2 separate regions of the Homo sapiens genome follow, and region 1 is linked to region 2. Evidence: chromatin loops called from intact Hi-C (ENCODE). Cell type or tissue: heart right ventricle. All regions are shown on one strand.

Region 1 (8,000 bases), 69 kb after region 2:
AGGCGCGGGTGCCACCATGCCTGGCTAATTTTTTGTATTTTTAGTAGAGACGGAATTTCACCATGTTGGCCAGGATGGTCTCGATCTTTTGACCCCATGATCCACCCACCTCGGCCTCCCAAAGTGCTGGGATTACAGGCATGAGCCACTGCGCCTGGCTCCACCTTTATTTTCTAACGATTTCTTTACCAAGTCTTCCCAGGTCCTTTACTTAGTACTTTTATCTCACCTAAGGTACATGACTTTTTAACCAATGAGTTCTTATTGTAAAAATGCCTCAGAAATATCATTCTGGCTGTCAATTTATTAAGTGATATGAATTCATGGGTTAACAATTTATGTCTTTTTCATAGAAAGCTAAATGTACAAGAAAATCTCCAGATTTCATCATGATATACAAATGCTTTAAAGTGAAGGAGTTCAGGGAACTTGACCCCAAAATATGGCTCCCTAGTATAATGAGTATTTTGAACTAAAGGCCTTTAGAGATCAACAGATTTTAGAAGATACTTTTTCCCTATCTACATAAAGACCAGAGAGACCCATAAAGAGAGGAATTGTTTTCCTCCCCTACCTCTTGCCTCTCAATCCTCTGCCTCTCCCAAACACAAGCTGAAGTTCCCTCATCTGCCTAAAGTCTGGACCTACCAAAGAAGAAAACAATGACCTCTGGTCCCTTCCCTGAGTTTTCATTAACTGAACCCATATTGCAAGAAGGAAGACTAAAGTCTGTCAACAGACCTCGACAGACTTTTGTCACAAAACCTTGACTGCTCTGTGGGCCCAAGAGACCACTGTATGTTCTTCAAGCCCACTGATTTCCCCTAAAAATCATTTATTATCCCCCTAAAATTATCCACACTTCCCCATCTCCATTCCCCCTAAGAAATAGAGTATATAAACACCTGTATCCCATTGGAATATTGGACAATCACTCTGAGATTCCCTACATGCACATAATAGTAATAAATCTGTGTGCCTTTTCTTTTATTAATCTAAATTTTTGTGAGTTGATTTTTCAGCAAACCTTCCAAGCTTTCCCTTCACCCATACAAAAAGTGTGTAACTTTTGGGTTACTATATTTCTGGCTCTTATTTTTTGAATGTCTTCCATAGGGGGTTTTCTTTGTCTTATAAAAATGTGGGGAAGCTGAAATGCAGGGAATCTGAAGCAATCATATGTTTTTGTTTTACCTCCTATGTGAAATACACAAGTAAAGTGGTTTCTCGACACGTACATCAAGGGCTGAATTCCAAAGGTATCCCAGTTGTCTGAGCATTCTCCCCTACCTATCAGTGTATTCCTTTCCTCTTCTTACTTTTCCATAAACCAAATGTTTTCATTTCTTATATTTATACTTCTGTGACTCTTAATAAAGATAGTAAAGCATAAACAATAAATGCCTGAAATGCAGTTTTTGTCTGACTTTGGACTTACTCTGTTGTTCAGTTTTTTTTGAAGATTTTTCCTGCCAACCTTCCACTCCACCCACCATCACCCGACCCCGGCCCCCTCCATTTGGTTCACTGACACCTTCCAAAACCTATTCCATTGTCTAGCACTAATTACACTGCACCACAGAGGGAGAGGCTGTGGGCTCCAGAATCGGCAACCTCAATCTGAATCTCCGCTGCCCCACTGCGGGATTCTTAACCTCTCTGAGCCTCTATTCCTTTATCTGTAAAAGTGGAGATAATAGCAAAACTGGGTAATTTGCTGGAAATATTTAAATGAGTTGACCTATGTGAAAGAAACTGACTTTCAATAGATACTTAGTAAATTCTAGTTTCTCTTCCCTAGTTTGAGGAATTTGGAAGGAGGAATAACAATGACTGTGTCTATAAACTCATACCACTTTTCCACCGCACCCCTTTATCTTAACAATCTAAATGAAAGTTCAATGGCAGAGTACCAAAGAAAAGAAGCTAAAATGTTTATCTGAAAAAATCAGTAGACTTCTGCCAAATTTCCAGTCTCACAAAACCCAAGAATACTCTTCCCAAGAATTTCCAGTGCCCCTCCCCCAATCGCTAATAATAAAAACAACAATTCTGACATCTGTTTGCTGCTAGAATATACTGGTGGCTCAATCTTCAAAGAAAAATGTAATATAATCAAATATATTCAAATTAAAGTATAATTTAGAAGGTTTTTTTACACATCAGAAGGTATTTCAAGACCTTGCCCTTTCTCCATTTGTTAGTGGCAACACTTACTAGTTCTGGTTATTTTCACTGTCCACCGCTTTGGATCTGGATACTGGAAGTTTACCTCAGTAATACCTCCTGGAGGACCAAAAAGTGAGATAAACACAAATATCAGTATAATTGAATGAGGCAATATGGACAAACAACTGCAAAGAAGAGAGATACTCTATCATGTAGAATATTACATTCTCTGCTTCCCTTTTATGGACATTTTATTCTGCTACAGAATTCCAATCACTAGTTTAGCCACACTCTGAAAAGTCATTTTCCTTTTTGACTTGTAGTGGAGCCAATCAGTTTAGAAGCACTCAGGGAGGTATCTTATATACCATCTGGGACAAAGAAAATAAAGTATTTTTTCATTTCCTTAGCAGTTACAAATTTACCTAATGATATCATTCCAAATTGAGCAGAATATAAGGTTTGACTATTTTAATCATTTGGCAATTGTGGTCCAAGTCCTATTACAATATTAAGATACCCACAATTTAAATCACACATCATATGAAATAGTAATTTGCTTTAAAAATGCTGAATTTCTTGGCTCATGTTCTAAAAAGATATAGGAGACCAATTGCAACAAAAAAAATTATAGAACATGTGTGGAATAAAATATGTAAGGAATTTCCCTAGTTTATTTCCTTAAATGAGCCACACCATAAAAGTGGCTACAATGCATATATATATATATATATACACATATATATATCCCTGAGCCCTCGTAATTGTTAGATTGCTAGACTAGCTTTGCTATGAAAAAGCTGAGGAACTCCAGCTGGAGCCATTCCTTTCCCCAGTTATTACTGAAGGTTATATTTAATTATCTAGCTGAGCTGCTGTAATTAGCATCAACAAAGCTCTGTGCCATAATGACTTGATATATAAACTTTTGGGAAGCCCATTACAATTCAGATGGACCTTCTGAAATGTAGCATTCCACCTGATGGCTAATCCCAGATATTAACGTCCATTACTCCATTCGATTTCCATTCACCCCTTCTAATGTGTTTGTGTACTGCTTGCTGACAACTGTAGTATGTTTGTAGTACAAACAGTACTTTGCATTTTTGAATTTGGGGTTTAAATCTGTTCAGGCTCTCTCATGTGGCTGGAATGTTGGCATGGCTCAGAAAACAAAAGTCAACTTAAAAAAAAGTTGGTTCCTCCAGGAAGAGAGATGGCTATCAAGCTTGACAAATGCACTGTAATGTGAACAGGGCAGCAGGGTTAATTCTGTTAAGTGATTGCTATAGGCCTTTGCTTGTCTTGGACTTTTGGCCTTTTGCTGCAAACAGGGTGGGCCTTGTTAAACTGCCAAGTTGACAATTTTATATCCAAAGGCTTTTGACAGTTTTATATCCAAGGCTTTGCTTTTCTGTTGTGATTTTTCAACAGGAAAGCTCAAAGTGCTCTGGGGATTTTCATCTCTGAGTCCATGATAACACTTAGAAAACTCAATAGATCGTTGTTTGTTGAATCTGAGCATAAAAATTAGGTTCTAAGAGAAAGAAAAATCATTTTATAAAAACATAGATTTGGATATCACAGTGTGCTCTGCTAATTTCTTTTGGCTGGTGCTTTTTGTTGTTGTTGTTTAAAGTTTACATGGAATCTCTGTTTCCACTGAACCATCTCAGACACTGAAACACAAAGCTGGGTTACAACCTAATCCGCAATGTGGGGTTATCTTCCTACTGTTGGGGCATTTTCCAACTGGGTAAGGATCTGAGCACTATAGAGATGTATACTGAGCTCTTATATTACCTTGTCTGTATCAGACTTAACTGAGACACAGATAAGTTAAAAAGTAGCCCGCAAATCCTAGGACCTAGCACCCTACAATCTAAGAGCTAAAATCATTGTCTCTTGGACATAAATCAGCAAACTTCATTCAGCACATGTTAAGTACCTGCCATATGTTAACCCTCTACTAACCATGTGTTACATACTGTGAAAAAAAAAAGAAGTCACAGTTGAAGGTTTCTAGAAGGTTTCTAAAAGTTACCTGATCTGCCAATCATCTCCATCAGAACCCTCAGGTAAGCTTGTGTATTAAGCAGATTCCTGAATCCCACCCCAGATCTACTTGATTGGAGGAGGGGGCTAAATTTGCATTTTTTTATAAGCTTCTCCCAAATGATGCTTATGAGTAATGTTTGAGAACTATTCTAGACTCAGGATTCTCAAACCTGGCTGCACATTTGAATCACCTAGTGAATTTAAGACCACCAATGACCTAGTACCACAGCAGACCAATTAAATCAGACCCTCTGGGGTAAGGGGGAGCCTGAGCATCAGTCATTGTTGTTGTTGTTGCTGCTGTTGTTGTTGTCGTTGTTAAGTCCACATGTAACTCTAATGGGCATCCAAGGCTGTGAACCATGGTTCTAGACTTTAGGTTCTATCAGAATTTACGACAGGAAGAAATCACTCCTATCTGAAGTGGTCAGATACTACCTTTGATTTCCTCTCATATCTTGCAAAAGACTTCATGTTCTCTTTGAAAAGTGTGTGTGTATGAGTTTGTTATTGTTTTAAAAATTACATATTTATATAGCACCCATGCAAGAAACAGTTTTTACAGATAGCACATAATTTCATTTGTCTTCAATTCATCTACTGTAATGTAATTAGAAGAAAAACGTATTAGTATTCCAATTATAGATAAAGCAAAAGATTAGTACTCCGCCTGAGATCACACAACAAATTCATTCTAAAATTCTGACTTCACTGGAGTTGCTTCCCAGAAATAAAAAAAGAGAGAGAGAGATAGAGAGTCTTTGAACAGTCCTAGTTGAAATGTAGCCTATTCAATACTAAAAATTATTCAAATAAGTAGTCCATCCACACTCCATAATGGACAGTCTTCCTCTTGGCTTTTTTGTTGTTGTTATTATAAAGAAGGGAATATCCTAAAGGGTCAATAATCCTCCTTCTATTTCTCCATTTTTCTGTCTCCATAAGGCAACATCACTGAATGTATTAATGGGCTTGCTCAGTTAGGGTTTTTAATCCCTCCCAGTTTGCCCAGAATGTTCTCAGTTTTAGTACTGAAAGTCCTGTGCCCAGTTAACCCGTCTTGGGCAAACCTGGACAGTCCCTATCAGCAGTGGAAATAAACACTGCTTTGAAGATCTATGCAGGAATGGGAGTTTAAGGTTAGTTAGGAAGATCAGCCAGGCCAGCAATGGGCAGGGAGTGGGACAATCTAAAGATCCATGAAGGTGGGCAGACTTGGCTTCAGGCTTTGAAGTCTAGCTGGGAAGGCACAGTGCATGACCCAGGGAAGGGGCTCTCAAACTTGAGTGTGTATTACAACCCCCTGGAGGGCTTGTTAGAACACAAATTGCTGGGCACCACCTCCAGAGTTCCTGATTCAGTAGGTCTGGAGAGGGGCCTAGAATTTGCATTTCTAACACATTCCCATGTAATGCTGATGCTGTTGGTCCCAGGATCACGCCTTGAGAACCACTGCTCTAGGTGCTAGTCTAGACTTTCAGCTGAGCATAAGTAATAGGTGTGAAGGTGATGTCTTGGCACTAGGGAGCTAGCAGGCCACATTAGGCAGAGATATGAGCTAGGGACCAAAGGCAGGACTCAAAGCACTGAGCAAATGTGAGCTAACATGGCAGGACCAGGCTAAGAGGATCTGGAGTACTAGGCAGATAAACAAAACAGGAGCTCCATCTTAAAGAAGTATGACCAAGATCTTTCTACTGGATGTGGGTGCAAGGTGTGGTGTTGGCCTTAGGAACAAGGCAAAATTCAATGCGTAAGCAATCATTGAGGAGCACAGACTTAATGGTCAGTCACTGGAGTTCCTGAATTAGGAATTTTAAAGATCCCCTGACAACCATAAAAGTTGGGTGACCAACTATTCTAGTTTTCCCAGGAATTTCCCTACTTCAGCACTGAAAGTGCAGGGCCTAGAAACCCCTCAGTCCTAAGACATCTGGTCACCCTAATTGTGCTCTTAGAAGACTACAGCCTAGATCCACCTACATCTCTGGGTCAGTTGGCTCCAGCCATAAGGAAAGAAAGCACACATGAGAAGAGGAGGAGCCAGCTGGAAAACGAGGCAGAGAGCCAGGATGCTCATTGCAACCTATAGCCTTCAAGAGAGGATAAAAGGGCACCCAGAAATATTGTCTATAAATGCTGAAATGCATTTGCTTTAAATGGGCAAAACACGTTAAATGACTCCTCAGGCCTGCAGCTTTTCTAAACTCATGAAAGTGGAAAAGTTCAGCACAAACAGAACCATCCAGACACCCCGTAGATGGAAGTCTCTCTCACTGCCTTTTGACAGTCATCACACACACTTAAGATCTCATTGTAAGTATAGCCTTAAAGAGCCCTGATAAGTACACATCAGTAGGGGAACTAAAACCCATCTGTAAATATTAGCAGAGTCTCCCATGTTCTTTTGGTTTCCTTCACACACAAAAATAAGCTAAGTGGAATGAACACACAGTTCAAAATGACTAAAACACTAAAGGACATTTAAATCTGGGGAAAGAATCTCTCTGTTGGGAATATGGATTTCACCTAAGATCCTTAGTGTCATTCCCAGCATGCCAGAGTTATTTCAAATCTCTTTCATAACCAAATATTAATATTCCACCAGAATGGGGAGCATGAGGGCCACTATTGACAGGAACACAGCCTACTAATCATGAGAGATGTTTAAGATGTTCTTCACTAACGTTATCCACAGACTGTATAAAAATAATAACAGAAAACGTTTAACAGTAACAAGGATCATCACCAGGGAAAGTACCTAAACCATCACAAAATCCGAAAGCAAACACTGAACTAATCCATCCTCCCAGCAACTAACTCCTGCAAAATGCTGCTTATGTAGAAATAATCTTCTCAATCACACTTAAAATATTCACTATGATAATGAACTTTAGCCGCAGTGAATTGAGTGTCCCAATGTGCTGAGTCTTCATGATCAAGGAGAACCTGGCATAACCAGCATCTTCAAAATGCAAGTACCCTATGTCCTTCTGGAATGAGCCATGTCATCCAGTAAGTAGGCTGAAACAGAGGGATCCGACGAGGAGACTCTCCCAGAGCTGAAGTGGGAGTTCAGAGCAGAGTGGAGAAGATTGAAAATCTCCCAGATAACCTGGGAGAAAATGCCAGAAGAAACAGGAATTTGCCCATCCATTCAATCTTTCATTCAACAGATAGTTATGATGTGCCATCTCAATGCCAGACCCCATGCTAGGCAGAAAGGCTACAAAGTCTAATGGAACTGCTTTATAGGTATTTGTAATCAAATAGAACAAGCAGACAAATTAACAAGTAATTGCAGTACCTCTAAGACGTTTTATAATAAAAGGATATATGCAACCTCAGAGAAGCACAGATGAGAGAGAATTTTCCCCAGCCTTGTATTATTCTCAGTGCAACTAACTGTCTTTGATACCACAGTTAAGTCCTTCCTTCTCAGAAGCTTCTTCTTTGAGTCACTTTTGGGAAAAAAATAATTATTGCTTTTCTGAGAGATCAGAGTCTCATCAAATGTTATTGTGATTCTAAGACTGTCAACAGCTACCATTTAGTGATACCTACTATGTGCCAGGCACTACACTGAGTGTTTTGCACACATTACTCCACTCAATCCTCAGCCCTGCGTAACAAGCAGCATGCTCTCTCCACTTTAGAAATCAAGGGGAAATGAATCACAGTGGGATTAACTAGTTTACCCTCAGTCTGTCAATGATGGGGCAAGAAGTGAACACAGACAGTCCACTTCATGTTCAAGATCTTAACCACTATGT
Region 2 (8,000 bases):
AAACCCCGTCTCTATGAAAAATACAAAAAATTAGCCGGGCGTGGTGGCGAGCACCTGTAGTCCCAGCTACTCGGGAGGCTGAGGCAGGAGAATGGTGTGAACCCGGGAGGCGGAGCTTGCAGTGAGCCGAGATCACGCCACTGCACTCCAGCCTGGGTGACAGAGCAACACTCTGTCTCAATGAAAAAAAAAAAAAAAAGATACATTAGTTCACTTTCATGACACAGAGAGATCCTAAGTTACTCACTACCTAATACTTCTAAGGGGTGTGGGTTTCTTATCAACTGCATGAATTCTTCCTAAATGATCTTGAAAAGAACCCACTATCATTCTGAATGTTGCTTGGAAACATATCTACTGTTCAAAGTAACTTTGTTGAGCTTAGAATTTAAACAGAGGAAGATTAATGTCAGAGCATGTACCATGTGCAGATTAAAAACTCCACTGTGGGTTATTCCAGAAGTAGACCAGAATTTTTTTCATTTTCTTTTTGAAATCGTGTGTCTAAAACCAGCAGTTAGTTAAGGGCAGAAGAGATGTTGCAAATGAAGATTTAGACAGAAAAATTTCAAAGCCAATTTTTAACATCTACGTTTTGTTCAGAACCACCATAAGCAAAAGTTTTTTGTTTGTTTGTTTGTTTTTGAGACAGAGTTTTGCTCTTGTTGTCCAAGCTGGAGTGCAATGGCATGATCTCGGCTCACCGCAACCTCTGCCTCCTGGGTTCAAACGATTCTCCTGCCTCAGCCTCTTGAGTAGCTGGGATTACAGGCATATGCCATTACGTCCAGCTAATTTTGTATTTTTAGTAGAGATGGGGTTTCTCCATATTGGTCACAGGCTGGTCACCCGCCTCAGCCTCCCAAAGTGCTAGGATTACAGGCATGAGCCACCATGCCTGGCCAAGATTTATTTTTAAGAAAAGAAAAAAAAAATGTTTGTTTTATAGACAAGAAATTGGGAAAGAATAAATTGAACAGAACATAAAACCCTTTCACTGTCTAAAAACAATTGGATTAGTCTCTGGTTCCCACTTAAGTTTTAAAATCTCTAAAATTAAAGTATCATGTGAAAGTCATGAAACCAGTTTTTAATGTACATTTTCTCAATTCCTGTTTGCCAGTGAATAGACTAATTGTCCCCAAACCAAACAAAGTCCAATCTTACAGAGCTAAACAAACAGAAAATCAAAATAACTGGAAGGAGCATCATCATCTGGTTATCTGGTCATCATAATAACCAGAGAGTGAATCAACTGATCCCAGGATAGTCCAAAGGACCAAACAAACAGCTGTCATTCCAGTTAGTAGTACCTCACTTGACGGAGCACATCATAAAGTCCTTCTAAGACGTTTCTAATCAAGGTATGTGAGCCTGGCTTCCAACATACCTCAGAGACATAGAAATGCCCTATGATAATCTTGATGCTTCTTCCATAGTCATGTCTTGAATACTATTATTCTTGCAATATAGTATATGTTTTCTTCCACTGTCATAAAAAAATGGAAATGCTTCAATCTCACCTAAAGACAGACCCTTCCAGCTGTGGATACTGAGTGTCCACACACAGCGAACAGAGCCCTGGGTTAGCCATCAGGAGAACAGGGACCACTCTCAACTCAGTCTTTTCCCAGCCTTGTGTCCTTAGCAAGTCTCTGCACCACGTCCTCATCGGATGGGGGCAGAAATGAGAGAGAAAGGGATAAAGCCAGCTCTACATGCCTCTTGAAAAGCAGAAGCACTACAAAATGTAAGATATTATTGTTGTTACAATGCAAAGGGTGAAGCCAGGAGCACCCCACTGTCATGACACAGAGGGCCACGGCAGAGGCCCATGGGGATGTGGGGCAGGTATCAACGGATGGCCTGTGTGCACAGTGAGCCCATCCTTCTCCATTCGTGCTTGGCATCATGAACCACGAATGGTTCTTCTTACCCCTGAAGAACCATTATTGTTAAGTTCTGCAGTCCCTGCTATGGAAATGAGGCTGTGGTGATGCCTTGGTGCGATGGCTCTTAAGCAAGAATGGTTCTCCAGGGTTAAGAAGTAGAAGGTACACTTTGGAAGGCCAAGATGGGTGAAGCACTTAAGGTCAGGAGTTGGAGACCAGCGTGGCCAATATGGTGAAACCCCATCTCCACTAAAAATAACAAAATTAGCCAGGCATGGTGGCACGTACCTGTAATCCCAGCTACTTGGGAGGCGGAGGCAGGAGAATCGCTCAAACCCAGGAGGCAGAAGTCGCAGTGAACTGAGATTGCACCACTGCACTCCAGCCTGGGCAACACAGTGAGACTCTGTCTCAAAAAAAAAAAAAAAAAAGTAGAAGGTAACGCACATGTTTACATTTTTCCAGAATCCTTAGTGCCTGCAATACTAGAGCATGTGCTTTCTTGCATATGGCCAGAATAGATCATCTGGCACCTCCCAGAGTTCACCCCTAACTCCCAGGGTCATTATGGGAGCAGAAGGATTGACATTCTCAATCATCATTGAAGAAAGGATGCCCCTAAAGAGAAAATAATGCCCAGTACATCATAAATCCTACCTCAGCTTTTAAGGCAGGTGATTTGAATCCTCAGCAGTAACTTCATCTCTAAGGGTAGCCATTTACAAATCTGAGAGTTAGCCATATACAGTAATGTGAAAAGAAACACCTTTCACAAAACAGCACTATTTCGGAAAAAGAATTTATTCTGCTTAGTTTTATGAAATTCTTTTCTATAACCTACCTATCTACTATTTTTGTCTAGATAGAGATTTGGTCCTTTCAAACACACGTGCACACGCAATGCCCTCCTGTCTCCTTTTTTGGGATGCTCCTCCATCTAAAAAGGCAGTGGAATTCCAAAGGTTACTAAATATACTCTGGCTTTTTCATGGCGTGCAATAATAAAATAATGCTCTCTTTTCATCTGTTTTTGTCTTTTTAGGTAAAAGTATTTTTTCAGGAAGGAACTTTCTAAGATCATTCAGTACGTGTTTGGAGTGAAGCCCTGTTCATTTTCATTTCTACAAATCTCATACCAGAAAGATCTAATGCAGCCCCACTCCTATGTGTAGCTTCCATCAGTGTCAATGCCAGAGAGGCCCAAGGGCCCCCTCGCACAGTTGAGTATATAACCTCATGAGTCCACAACTTCACTTCCCCGAGTGAAGAGAAGAATGGAAGTGAAGAAAAGAATGGAAATTCAATCGGTACCAGCAGACTGTCAGTTCCTCCAGTAGCAAACAATAAATGCATCTGAGAAAGTTCTGGTGAACCAATCAACAGGGGGGCTTTGTTCTGAACTTGGCGGAGCCTACCTCGTGCCTTGTAAATGTCAGTGTGTGTACGTGTGAGGGTCTGACATTACTCAGCAGCACATACCAAAGGCCAGGAATTTGGCAGAGTGAGGCTGATTACAATGCCTAAAAATATTCTGTTTTATCAAAATCTATTCTGATGCCTTTTAGCATGTGGGCAAAATGCTAGAGCAGCAGGCTCTTTAGGAAGCGGAAATTCTGAGAGGCGTTCCAAATATCCAAAACGACACAACCTCATTGTGTAAGAAGTAACCCTTCAGCTTAAATTCTTGTTGTTTGTCTATTTTTATCTCAACAGAATTTTTTTTTGTAAACCATGTAAGGCAATGATCTCTCCTTTGTAAACATTTATAAAATGTAATATAATTTATTTAACAAATAATTATTGAGAGCCTATTATACACAAGGCACTTTGTTGGGCTTAACAGGGACTATAAGGTCAAATAAAAAACTGTTCTTATTTTTAATGTGCCTGCAATAAGAAAAGCGTTAAGACCTTTCCTGAGAATGAGCTGCTCTGGGCAAGGCAAACTGTGATCCAGGCTTTAGAAGAGGCAAGAAGCAAGAGCTAGGGAGAAACGGACAAGGGAGGAATTAATTTTCTGCTAAGAACTGGCAAAGGCTTCTTGAGGGTTGTGGCATTTTGATGTGGGCCTTTCAGAGTAGATAGAGTTGGCCAGGCAGAGCTGAGGAGTGCTCTAGGCAAAGGCAGCAGCATGGGTGTGTGCAGAGATGGGAAGTCCAGGGCAGTAGAAGAATTCGTGTGAGGTCTTCAGAGGTCTTCATCATCACCAGGGATAGGATTTTTCCAAAATGAGAAGGCTAATGGCACCTAGAAAATGTACTACAGTGCGGTAGACTCTAAACAAAAGGAAGGGTATCATTTCTGTGAAACTGCCAAAGCCACAAGAGTGATAAATTAGGCCGGAGGGAGGCAAGGCTTAATCCTCATTTGTTGAACATGTTAAAAACATGTGTGTCCACCACGTACATGTACACACAAACACACTCTAGGCACGCCACCTTATAGCAATTCTTCCTTTTTCAGCAACTGATGTACTCTTTGTCCTGGGTTTTAGTTTAGGTAGCTCCCTCTCATTACAGATTGACCAAGAAGCTGCAACTTATGTTTCTACCATAGAGTTTGTGGGAGTAAATACAAGAGGTGTGATGTCTATCTTCTGTGGGAAGAGCTCTGGAAGGCTTGCTCAGGAATCACCTTTATGTTTACCTGTAAACTGATACTTAAAGAATAATTGTCTAGCAATTGTGAGGAAGACTGATTGCCAAGTTATGACACTACCAGATAGAGCCAGCCAGGTGCTACTGCATAGCCATTCAACAAACAGTTACTCAGTGCTCACTGTCTACACAGGTATGAGGCGATGAAAATTGTGCCTGAGAAATGCCTAATAAGACAGAAATAAGAGCAACGCCATTTCTGTGTGTGAGAGAACAGGACTGGTCAATCTACTGATGGATTGCAGTCTCTCTCTTATACCCAGATGCCTATATGCATATACCCTTATACCTATATGCACGAAGAAGAGCTAGAAATAAAGGATATATTCTAGCACAAAAGGTATATTGAACCAAACATTAAAATATATGTGTGAGCCCAATTTTCACATTTCTAAGGCCAGAATTGTAGCAGCTGAAGTCAAGTAACTTCTGATCATCGGCACAGTTTTCATGAGTGTTCTCCATAACTCCCTAACTCAAGAAGACAGACACAAGGCCAGTTCTGGCATTTGGTTCATTACCAGTGGCCACAGATATACTTTGTTTTTCCGAGCAACAGGTGAGTTGTTCAACCATGCATTCCCTATGAACTGTGCATCTGTCTACCCTGGGGCCACCTAATGTCACAACCAACCAACCTTAGCCAACAGCACCACTGATGGCTAAACCACTTAGTGGTTTAACTTCCAATCTCTTCCTCACTGCACCTTCCTACAGAGGCAGATCATGCATATACCATGTGCCCAGTTTTTCTGTCTTTCCCCACCCTCTAGCCATTTACTGTCACTTCAGGCGGCCTTTTTTCACACTTCACTCTCTACTTCATTCCATGTAGAAAATGATCTCAGGAAAATCTCCATCCATTCCAACCATAAACCAAAAATTTATTTTATTCTTTAGCTCCTATTTGAGTCTCACCTTGTATTATAAAACACATTAAATATGTATCATTTCACTTGATTCTCCAAACAACCTTGTGAGATAGATATCACTTATCACAATTTACAGAGAAGACAAGTGCCTTTTGCCAGAGAGTTTAGCTAGTAAGTGAAAGAACAGGTCTACAAACCAAGGCCTCTTGATTCCCAAACACTTTGTCCTTCTAGGGTAAAACAATAGTACTAATGGTTCACCTGCTATAAATAAGAAAGGAGAATTTTTACATTTTGACATGAAATTAACATAAGAAACCAAAACTTCCAACAGCAATATCATGTAAAACTATTCAGAAGTCTCCTTCAGCATCTAGACAATGTTCTGACTTAGATAGCTTTTTCTCAAGAAGGGTGTCTAAGATTGATGTAATCAATGCTATTTTCTACTTATGGTAAATAATTCACTTAATAACTTTTGTTCTATCATTCATTGCAAATACAATATTTTAGTTTCATCATGTTGTACATGGAATAGCCTGGATAGTTAGTATTGCTTTGAACTCTACTACACATACTGCTATTCTTGCATTAATTTATTCAGCAAATGTCTATTAAATATTTTCTATAGTAAAGATGCTACACCGTACAGTATTAGGAATATCAAATTATGCCAGCACACTCTAAGTCGATCTATTTATAAGGTGTCATCCATGCTTAATTCAGGTATCATGTAAGTGATTCAAACTAAATGACAGGAATGAAGAGAACCCAATTATGGTTAAATTTTTTAAATAATAAAACCAATTGGCACATTTTTATGTATTTATAAGAATATTTCATACCATGGGAGCAGAATGGAGGAAAAGATGAAAGGGAAACAAATTTTAGTTTGTTTCCTTAAAGAAATATATGTTAGATTTTCTCATTCCTGCCTGCCCCATTCCTCTGTCTGCTGAACAGAATCAATGATAGCAGCAGCCGAGATCCCAGTGGACCCTCTGGCCAAATGCAGCTGCATGAGTAAGCCCAGGTAAAGACAACAAAGGAACTCCCCTGCCCAAATACAGATGTGTTAGTTTTAAATTGTTTAATTTAACTTTGTTGTTTAAATTTGTTGTTGTTAAATCACTGTTGTCTGCAGATGAGAAGTTGCAGGGTAGTTTGCTACACAACAATCGACAGCAGATAGAACAAAACAGAATTCCCTAAAGACTGCAGGGCCAGAAGAAAGAATTGAGTTGGTCAGGACAAAAGAGTGGATAACAGTACTGACTAGGATAAGCGTAGACGTAAGGCCAAGAGGGGGTTTCCATGAAGGAGTGTGAGGAGGGCATTCTGGGACAGCAGAAACAGAGTTTGTTCAGGAGCTTTTCCTGGGTATAAGAGACAGACTGCAACCAGAGGAAATACAGCAGATAAGGCTATGCATTAGGAATGAATTTCTCCATTCCATCATTTTCTCAGTAAACTGAGTAAAGATCTCAATTGCTTTCAATTGTTTATTATAAATGAAAATTTGCTTTGAGATTCATTTTAAATATGCATTCTCAGTAATTCTTTTTACTTTAGGGGCAGAGGATGTATAACGGATGATTTTCCTCTTAGCCATATGGAAGAGTTGGACAAATAAACTAAGTAAGATTCTAAGAAGAAGGAAGATTAAATACAGCTAGATTGTGATCCTAAGACAAAAATGAAGGAGCTAAGGCATGCAGACTAGCTGGTCAGTTATTTGCTGACACCTTAGTATTCTAGTGTAGATGGAAGACTGAATAGGAGGCCAAGAAAACAACAGAACAAGAAAGGCAGGAGCCATGATTAAGAATGAGTTGCTCTGTGCAATCATGTTGGGCGGGACAAAAAGAGAAAGTCAATTTTTGGACTTAAGAACTAGAAATTAAGAGGCAAATATGATCATAGCAAAGGAGTAAAAGTAGAAAGGAATCTGGAAAAGACAAAAAGGAAGTTGGTCACAACACTAACTCATCCATCGCAGAGAACCAGAGGAGTTGGCAGCAGATGAGGGAAAGGAAATCCGTGTGGCAGTGAGGAGCTCAGCAACTGGCACAAGAGAGAACTATGAAGTTGGAGAAAACTAAGTTAGGAAGGGCAACGAGCAGAAGAGAAGATGACTAAGAAGAGAAATTCTTAATAGTAAGGCAACAAGAATAAAACCAACGTGCTCTTAATAATATGTGTGTTGCATTGTATTAAATTCTTTGGAACACTTCCCATGAAACCCGATCCTCAGGCATGAAAATAACATGTCAAACCTCCCCATGACAGGTTACCTAAAAATAACTTCCAGGTACCAGGGGAAGCTGGTGAATAGGCTGGAGCTCAGTGATTTGTGGATCTAGATAGGCTTTTTAGATCCAGAAAGTACACAATCCAGCAATTCATTCCAAGTTAGAGAAGTATGTATGCCTGCTGCGGCCCCTCTCCAGGGCTACCAATGTCTGCTGCACTCTCACTCCTGGTAGTCAGCTGAGTAGTCTGGCATAGCTGGTTTTCAAAATGCAATTGTCACAATAAATGGATAGGTGCCCTCTGATGTCCCTTTGAGATCCAAAGTC

What was found. Hi-C counts contacts between places; a loop is a spot of excess contacts. Peaks named below come from ENCODE experiments on the same cell type or tissue, not always from the same donor. Only the 100,000 strongest peaks of a DNase experiment are listed, where the experiment ranks them.
Region 1: a loop joins it to region 2, with 7 times the contacts of the local background. A loop is called at or near these places in 3 of 110 quality-filtered maps.

The regions. Positions count from the first base shown.
Region 1 is chr21:28,819,688-28,827,687 of GRCh38, forward strand. It overlaps a transcript of HEMK2 not described here. Among named protein-coding and RNA genes, the nearest start is that of HEMK2, 62 kb to the right of the region's middle. In heart right ventricle, no CTCF peak of the experiment used is centred here; a DNase peak (open chromatin) is centred at 3,422; H3K27ac peaks cover 1,993 bases.
Region 2 is chr21:28,751,052-28,759,051 of GRCh38, forward strand. It overlaps a transcript of HEMK2 not described here. Among named protein-coding and RNA genes, the nearest start is that of HEMK2, 130 kb to the right of the region's middle. In heart right ventricle, no CTCF peak of the experiment used is centred here; a DNase peak (open chromatin) is centred at 3,360; H3K4me3 peaks cover 841 bases; H3K27ac peaks cover 8,000 bases.